2 separate regions of the Homo sapiens genome follow, and region 1 is linked to region 2. The links are chromatin contacts, found by Hi-C or POLR2A ChIA-PET in ENCODE. All regions are on one chromosome and are shown on one strand. Each heading gives the region's core, a stretch centred on a gene start or an enhancer-like site at or near the end of the contact. The rest is flanking DNA. Distances are from core to core; before and after follow the strand shown. Region 1 has its middle 200 kb from the start of LINC00604. Region 2 has its middle 92 kb from the start of LINC00604.

The links. Hi-C counts contacts between places; a loop is a spot of excess contacts on that map. ChIA-PET counts read pairs that join two places held with the same protein, here RNA polymerase II (POLR2A). Pooled maps may share reads with other maps.
Region 1: a loop to region 2 is called in a map of natural killer cell, with 4 times the contacts of the local background. The contact joins two enhancer-like sites. A Hi-C loop is called at or near these places in 1 of 168 maps with a recorded cell type or tissue (natural killer cell), 1 of 37 single-sample maps with no recorded cell type and 7 of 50 pooled maps. POLR2A ChIA-PET finds 5 or more read pairs at or near these places in 2 of 52 experiments (activated CD4-positive, alpha-beta T cell and activated T-cell).

The regions. Positions count from the first base shown.
Region 1 is chr5:40,440,673-40,445,789 of GRCh38, forward strand. No RefSeq gene overlaps it. Among named protein-coding and RNA genes, the nearest start is that of LINC00604, 200 kb to the left of the region's middle. RefSeq lists a silencer at 1,115-1,409. Within about 2 kb of position 1,784, at least 5 of the 41 ENCODE cell types and tissues checked have a DNase peak (open chromatin) inside an H3K27ac peak, as active enhancers do.
Region 2 is chr5:40,330,381-40,334,919 of GRCh38, forward strand. No RefSeq gene overlaps it. Among named protein-coding and RNA genes, the nearest start is that of LINC00604, 92 kb to the left of the region's middle. Within about 2 kb of position 3,236, at least 3 of the 41 ENCODE cell types and tissues checked have a DNase peak (open chromatin) inside an H3K27ac peak, as active enhancers do.

The DNA of each region.
Region 1 (5,117 bases), core at 534-3,033, 110 kb after region 2:
TTCTTATTGCTTGTAAATTATGTTTAATTCCTAAATTTCCCTTTTTCTGCCTTGTCTGAAAGCATTCCAAACAGAAACTAGTCAAAGAAACTAATTTTTTTGTTTTTCCATCAGTTGGTGACCTCATAGGTAGAACCGAAAAGGTCATTGTGATTATAAACCCTCTCAAGAGGTTGTTCTAACTTTGTCAACATAAGGTTCATTCTCAATAATAATGTGTCTTAAAATGATGTTTCCTTGGATCCTTAAACAGAATAATGCATGACTTCAAGTTAGGAATTTCCAGTGATGAATATTTCAAGTGAGTAGGATTACAACAAACTTAGATGTCCACAGAAAGTTAAAGGGTGAGTGGACAAGATCTGGGGAGCACACTACTTTTTTCTGACTTTCCAGGAGAAACCATATTCCTGGGACTGCCAGCTTCACTGCAGACAGGTGTGAGGACTACAATGACCCCAGTAAGCTATTCAATGTGCAACAGGGCTGTACATCACATTTCTCTTGGCATTGACTTTTTTTGTGGACAAACAACAGAATGTAACCTAAGTAGCTCCTAAGCAAAAATACGAAGTCTACAAAATTAGATTCCATGCCACATGAATTCATTGTCCCACTTACACACCACTATCTAATATGTGTTACGGATAAGAGGTTGGATTCCAGCTGAAAGGCAGAAAGGCCATGACATCAAGAAAAGGAGAATTTGAGGGAAGACTTTCAAAAAATCAAGAGGCCAGACGTGTCTCAGAGAAAAAAACATTTCGGTGGCTAACGAAAGGGTGTGTGTGTTTAAAATAAAAAAGAAGAATGTCTCAGAACATATTTTTAATCATCATGGAACCTCCTAGCCTTACAAAACAGAGGGTAGATGCCAGAAAAGAGGGATGAATTGGTCTACCAGGGGCTACTGGAAGGACAGTATTGGATTGTGGATACCTGCGTTCTCCTCGCAGCTCTGTCTTTAGGGTATTGTAGGACTTGATCATAGAGCTAACTTTTGTTTGCACAGTTTAACTGATTTTTAAGTTCCGTTAATGCTCAACAATGGAAAATTTATTAATAGAAGCACAGAGATGTCTTAGAAAAGCTTATGAGAAAGAGGCGGGGCAACTGGCAGGAAAGAAACTAGATGTTGTTAACACCCATCCCACATATTTCCAACCACACCACCTCCTTTCAGAGAACAAATTTCCTCTGCCTCTGGCACTCAGCTAGATCTCACAAAGGTTAGAGCAAAAAAAAAAAAAAAAAATCCTGCTGCCCCCTCAGTTCACATCCAGCCACGCTTGCTATCACCAAGGACATCCTGGAAACATAAAGGTAATATAACAAGGACAGACTGGGAGGCAGAGCCAGACACGGAAGTCTATGCTAGTACAATAGCACTGTACATGTTACTACTGCCTCCTCCCGCACCCCCTTTCAGGTACTTCATGCCCAGCCCTGTCTGTCTGAGGGTTGCTATGATTATAAAAGCACCATAAATTGGACATAAAATATAAATGTGTTTTATTGTTGATAAAGTATCAACTGTCATAATCTTTAAATCTATAGTCTACACTGAATGCCATAATCACTAACAGGTCAGTATGACATCTATTTTTTTTATCAAAGTATTAGTTCCCAAAATAAGTTCACCCAGCTTTAATCCTTGGGAGAGAAACTGCCTCAATCTTTGGTATCCCCAAGGAACAACATAAAGTAATAAGACATCAAATACTAGCTGTAGTCTGAGAAGCCCACGACATCATATGATTAAAATGTACTATTTGTTTGCTATCACGACATGAATTCTCCTTCCCTGTGGTGCTGCTCACTTCCTCTCTAACATCTGAACTGTTTTGAAATACATTGTATGCATAGCAATAGCTAGTATGAAAGGGCTTCAAGAAAGCCTTGTTGTTTCATGAGATTTGGGGCCACAAAAGTTAAACATTTAACCTGGCAGGAACTCAAAGTCCAGGCAGACTCAAGTGTTTGAGCTAATTGTGTTTTAAAAGTATGTAGATTAGTGTTTTGAACTTGGATACAAATTGCAACAGAAACATTACTGTGAATGGTGGTTAGGTTCGAGATCCAGCATGATGTCCAGTGTAGCTGCCATACTAAACTTTCATAATAAATATAGTTGGAAAGAGTATTGTTTTAAAAATTTTGTGTAATGATTCAGCTCTGTATATGCCCCTGCTTGCCATTGCTCCTTGGAATATTGAAATGAACCTTCATTCATTCAGGCTCAGTATATTAATTCAGTATAAACTATGATAAAGGATAACTAACACGTCTTTAATATAATGTGGGCATGGGACATGTATTTTGTTTTGGAAATATCCAAAATTATTCAGACTCAGGTCTAATGAATGAAGTAGAATGAACTTGTCTTCCAAATTAAAAATTAAATACCACAGCAAGAATAGTTGGGGATTTCCATATTCCACTTTCAATGGATAGAACAAATAGGCAGAGGATCAACAAGGAAATAGAAGACTTCAATAACACTACAAACTAACAAGACATAACATACATCTCTGTATAAAATACTCCACCAATCAGGGAGAATATGTATTCCTGTAACGTACACATGGAACATTCCTCAGGAAAGAACATACACTAGGCCATAAAATGAATCTTGCTACATTTTAAAGGGCTGAAATCAAAGCATATTCTCTGACCACAATGGAATGAAATTAGGAATCAATAACACAGAAATTTGCTTCTCAACAGATAATGGGTTAAAGAAAAAATCAAAGAGGAAATTAGAAAATATTTTGAGATGAATAAAATGAAAATACAACATACCAAAACACATAGAATTTAGCTGAATAAGTTCTTACAGAAACACCTACAGTTGTAAATACCTATGTTAGAAAAGAATAAAGATCTCGAATAAATAACCTAATCTTCAAACAACCTTAAGACATTAGAAAAAGAAGAGAAATCTAAACCTAAAGCAAGAAGAAGGAAGGGAAAACTAAAGATCAGCATGGAAATAAATAACATAGAGAAAATAGAGAAAAATAATAAAACAAATAATGAAAATCAACAAAATTGACAAACTTTTAACTAGATTGACCAACAAAAAATTACATAATACTAACATTTCAAATTACTAGAATCAGAAATGAAAGAGGAGAAATTAATAATAACTTTGCAGGAATAGAAAGAATAATAAACAAATACTATGAACCATTGTATACCAATAAAAGGGACAAGTTCCTAGAAAAGCACAGACTACCAAAACTGACTCAAGAAGAAATACACATTCTGAATACACCTATAACAAGTAAAGAGATTGAATTTATAATAAAAAGCTATTCACACAACAAAACTCCAGGTCCAGATGGCTTTACCGATAAATTCTGCCAAACATTTAACCATGCATTAATACCAATTCTTCACGAACTCTTCAAAAAATAGTTGAGAAGAATACACTTCATAACTCTTTTTTTTAGGAAAGTATAATCCTGATGCCAAAGCCAGATAAGAAAAGAAAACTATAGACCAATATTTCTTATAAATTTGGGTGCAAAAATTCTCAACAAAATCGTAAACTAAATCCGGCAACATATAATACAAATTATATCATGACCCAGTGGGATTTATCCCAGGAATCCAAGATTGAATTAACATCTGAAAATCAAGTAATGCAATACACCATATCAATAAAATATAAATAGAATAAAAAATTAAAACCACAAGATTTTTTTCAATAGATGCATAAAAAGTATTTGACAAAATCTAATACCCTTTAATGATAAAAACACCCAACAAACTAGGCAAATAAGGGAACTTCCTCAACCAAATAAAAGTTGTCTAGAAATACCCACAGCTAGCATCATACTTAATGGTGAAAGACTGGATGCTTTTCCCCTAAGATCAGGAACAAGATCAGGACACTATCAAGAAAGTAAAAAGATAACCCACAGTATGGGAGAAAATTTTCAAAAATTACATATAAGAGATTTATATCTACAATATATAAAGAATTTTTACAACTTGAGAATAAAAGGCAAATTAACCAATTTAAAATGGGCATAGGCTATGAATAGGTGTTTTAGCAAAGAAGATATATAAATGGCTCATAAGCACATGAAAAATTATCAAAATTATTGGTTATCATGGAAATATAAATAGAAATCACAATGAGATACCACTTCACACCTACCAGGATGGCTAGAATTACAAAGTTCAGTTAAAAACAAGTGTTGGCAAAGATGTGGAGAAATAAGAACCTTCATACACGTATGAGAATATGGGAATGTAAATTGGTGTGACCACTTTAGAAAACAGTTTGAAAGTTCCTCAAGTAGTTAAACAGGATTACCACATAACCCAGAATTTCACTTCCAGATATATACCCAAGAGAAATGAAAGCATGTGTCCACACAAAAACTTGGACATGGATGTTCATGTAAGCATTATTCTTAAGAGCCAAAAAGTGGAAACAATGCACATGTTCATCAACTAATGAAAGGATAAATGAATGTGGTAAGTCCATACATTGGAATATTATTCAGCAATAAGAAGGTAAAGCATTAATACACAGTTAGTACTTTACTAATCATGGTTACTCAAAGCTGAGTGTATGGAAGGATAGGAGGATTGGGAGGTGATAGCGGAAAGATAAAGGGTTTTTTTTTTTTGGAAGTGATGAAATTTTTTTAAATTGTGTTGATGGTTGCATATGTCTTTGAATACACAGGAAAACATTGACTTGTACACATTCAATTGGTAAATTACATGATAACTTGAATTACATCTCAACAAATCTTTAAAAAAAAAGCTTAACACTAAACAAGCTTTAGAAACCTACCCAGTTCTCTGCTGTCTGTGAAAGCTTCTCTTTGCAACTCCTCTTCCTATTCTCTCAATTCAGAGTATGTGGGCAATTTTGGAGTTTGTATTAGCAGATTGCCTAGGTTATAGTGAACAATAGATTTTGTTGCATTTTCTACAAACATGCTAACTTAATTCTTTATCTTATCTCAATTGCCAATCTTTGAGAGTAATGCTTGATTCTCTGAAGGAAATCCTGGTGCTGAATTGATTTGGTATAAATTAAAAAATAGAATACAAAGACAAAGGAGGACTTAATCTCTAAGATTTTCATGGTT
Region 2 (4,539 bases), core at 1,986-4,485:
ACAAGACAGAGACCCTATCTAGTTTTTTTGTTTGTTTCAGGGACTTGCAGGAAAGTTTGTTATTGACCAGCTTGCTGGGCCGTCTGGAGCAGCAAGCTTATGAGGGCCTAAGCCTATGTTTTATCCTAAGGTACCCCTCAACCCAGAAAAACAAATTCATAGTACAAATACATCAGTTTAAGACTAGCCTCAGAATTCTTTTCAACATTAATCAAAACCTTACAGAAGAGATAAACAGTGATTTTTACCATTCATTCAACTGTACAGAGAGAGAGAAACCAAAAATCTGACTGGTAAGAAATTCTTACCCTTTTGCCAGCATGCCAGGCTTCTGGGTTCCCTTTCCCTGAGCGGCCCTAGTGACTCAGCTTGCTGTATCATTGCAATGGGGCCAAGCTGCATGATAAAGGAAAATTATATTTTTTTGTTCTGGCCAGAGTAAAATATGTGTGATAAAACATAGACATTAGCCACTCTGCTTAGCACTTAATATCAAACTGGCAAGGCTTAAGTTTGCCCCTGGTTGGGCCCCATCATCATTAATCCAACCTCTGACCATGAGTTTCAACATGTGGTCTCTGGGCAAGATGGTTGCCCTGAGCAATAGGCAAGATAAGAAAGGGAAAGGAGAGAGAGAAAAGCATTGCCTGTGGCAGGGTGGGGAAGGCAAAAAGGCCAGAGAAGATCACCCCCCATTCCAGCGACACTGAAAAGTTCAGGTGGCTGCTTTTTTATAGCAAAGGGATCTTTTCCAGCAGTGTCATCATCTCTCATGTTTCCCCTTTTAGGGAGGAAAAAGCTCCCTATGTCCCACAATCCTGTACATTCCTAATCCTGTCACCTGCAGCCGTCAGGAAAGAGCGCAAGGCAGATTATTCCAAGGAGAATAGCAGTTGACATGCTGTAGTGCCAAACCCATTCTTAGCCAAAAGGAACTTTACTGAGAGCCCTCATTTTCAAATGTACTTCAATGCATTGTTGTTCATTCTGATGTTCCACTGTGAGTTATCTTTAGTAATATTTTGGTGTTTCTGTAAGACTTCGCTGCCTCCCAGACCTAATGTATAAGCCAGAAGGAACTCAGTTTTCCAGAAATTAAGGATCCCATTTTTACCTAAAATATTGACTTTACTCTCAGGTTCTCTTGATTAACTTAGCCAATGATTGTTTTTTTCCTACCTAAGCGCACAAGAAAAATGAAAAAAAGGGGTAGAACAGAAAAATTCCTGTGAATTTTCAAAAGACAAATTTTATAAACCCTGCAAAATACTGCTTACTACCAGTTCCTTTCTGACCTAGTCAGATATAAGAGGCCTCTAACTGGATTCAAACCAGTTAATTCCCAGATCAAATCCATTCTTGGACCCAGTCCAGTTTCTGTCACAACTCTAAACCCAGTTTGGATCAGAAATCTGCTCAAAGAAACTCGGAGAGCTCAAAACGCAAATCCGTGGAGCTCCAAAATCTGAGAGGGAGCTTAACCGTGATCCCCAGCTGCTCTGAGAGATCAATGGACACAAGTGAGTCCTGCAGGTATCTTGAGTGTTCACTCAGCACTTCTGGGGGTCACTGGAAGCTCCACTTCGGATCCTACTCCTGACACCATCTGAGAAAAGAAAAACTTCAGCCAAATTAATTTAAAGGAGTTTAATTAAGCAATGAAAGATTTGCAAATCGGGCAGCCCCCAGAATCACAGCAGATTCACAGAGACTCCAGGGGTGCCTCGTGGTCCTTGTGGTCAGAACAAATTTATAGACAAAAAAGTTAAAGTGACAAACAGGAATCGGAAATTAGGTACAGAAACAGTGAGATTGGTTACAGCTTGGTGTTTGCCTTATTTGAATGCAGTTTGAACATTCAGCAGTCTATGAGTGGTATAGCCACTGGGATTGGCCAACACTCAGCCATTGTTACAGGTGCCTACTATTAAGTTAGGTTTTCAATTGTGTCTGACTATTAAGATAGGTTACAGTTCATCCACAAGGACTCAAATATAGAAGTATGGAGTCTTTCTCAGGCCATATTTATCTTGCTTTAACTCTATCTTCTATTTTATAACCATTGGTTCCTCAATAACATCTAGAATGCCACAAATCACCACAAAAGTAAAAACTGGGTGATGGATTAAATGAGAGGGAGGGAGGGAGGGAGGGATGGATGGATGGATGGATGGATGGGAAGAGAGAGAGAAACATATGTCCTTGACTCTTTATTTTGGTGATTTACACCAAGAAAAGAAAGCTAACAAACTGTTTAATCAGAACTATATCAACTTTTAGGTTTAAAAAATTATTTTGTGAAAAATCCATTAGAATGTTTCAGAGATATGATGATTGGTATGCAGATAAATTTCATTTTTAAATATTTGGTTAGAAAAAGTTAGAATTTTTCAAAATATAAAATTATGAATTACATAAACACTCAATCATATTTTGTCCCTTTTGATAGATTATGTGAGTAAAAGAAACGCAAAAAGACAAAAGAATATAGATGGATTCAATGACATATAAAATCTTTATAATCTAAGCCAAATAAAATTATATAGCACTGGCAACTTTGTCATGACTAAATTTATGAGTGTAACACTAAATAATGAACTGTTTTGTGTGTGACTTATAAAGTAGACTCATTGTTGAATGGGAGAAATATATTATCCAATGCATTTTGAGCAAGATGAAATGTAAGGTACCATTTTTATAGAAATATTTTAGAGGAAGCTGTTCAACATTGGAGGATAATAGCCGTTACTTATAAAATACAGCATTTCCCCTCTGATTCATAGGAAAGTAACAAGATCTTTATCAGAATGTTCTCATTTCCACATAATTCAAATACCATGTATATCAAAAAATAACAAGTAAAGACAAAATTTATTAAATTTTAGAATATGAATGGCATTGATCATAGTGAATACATTTGACAAAATCAAATAACCAATGGAGCATATTCATTTTGGTGAGTATTCTTAGTAAAGTCTTTAGGTCTCAGTTTCTTTTGAAAAATAAACTGGTTGTGAATATTACATGAGATAAAATAAACGGAAAGGCACATTGTAAAAGAGTGATAAAGCAATACATAAATATAAATTCTAAATGTTATAACATTGTGCATAGTCATTGTGCATGTTAAATGTTCAAAAAATAACTGAGTTAATGATTGAGGCATTGCAGGAAGTCTGGGGTGAGGCACTTGGCAGGAACTGCCACACAGGACTATTTTCTTCACTATGACAATGCTCTAGCTGAGAGTGAATGTTTTTAATATAAATGGTTTTACTCAGCTTAACAACCTACTGGATTCACTATTACAGTCATGAGTCATTTAAGCACAGGGACATATTCTGAGAAATGTGTTGTTAGGCTATTTTGTCATGTGAACATCGCAGAGTGTACCTACATAAACCTAGATTGTGTAGCCTACTATGCTCCTAGGGTATTGCTCATAGGCTGCAAATCTGTACAGCATGCGATTGAACTGAATTTTGTAGGTAGTTGTAACAAAATGGTATTTGTGTGTATCTACACATAGCTCAATACAGAAAAAGTACAGTAAATATAGGTTATAAAATATTAAAAATGATATACCTGAATAGAGCACTTACCATGAATGGAGGTTACAGAACTAGTATTGGCTTGGGTGAATTTGTGAGTGAGTAATGAATGAAGGCTTAGGACAATACTGTACACTACAGTAGTGTCAGTAATGTTTAAACTGTGCACACTTAGGCTATGCTAAATTTATTCTTTTTAGTTTTCTTCAGTAGTAAATTAACCTTAGCTTACTGTAATTTTTTCTTCATAGACTTCGTAATTTTTTAACTTTTTAACTCTCTCATAACTACACTTAGCTTAAAACACGAACACTTTTTTCCTTTATATACTTATTCTATAAGGTTTTTCTATTATTAGGCATTTTTTTTTACTTTTTAAACTTTTTTGCTAAAAACTAAGACACAAACACACACATTAGTCTGGGCTTACAGGGGATCAGGATCATTAATATCACTGTCTTCCACTTCCAAATCTTGTCCAACTGGAAGGTCTTCACAGGTAGTAACATGCATGGAGCTGTCATCTCCTATGATAACAATGCCTTCTTCTGGAATACCTCCCGAAGGAGCTGCCTGAGGCTGTTTTACAGTTAGCTTTTTTGATTTTAATAAGTAGAAGAAATGCACTCTAAAATTACAATAAAAAGTATAATATAATAAAACATAAACCAGTAACATAGTTGTTTATTATCATTACCAAGTATTATGTACTATGCATAACTGTATGTGCTACACTTATATATTCCTGGCAGCACAGTAGGTTTGTTTACACCAGCATCACTATAAACATGTGAGTAGTGCCTTGCCCTACTACATTTGGATGGCTACAGTGTCACTAGGTGATAGCAATTATTCAGCTCTGTTATAATCTTATTCAACCACTTTAGTGTAAGCAGTTCATTGTTGACCAAAATGCTGTAATGCAATACATGACTGTATTTAATACTGTTTCCACTATTCAAGCACAACAGATCATTCATCATCACAA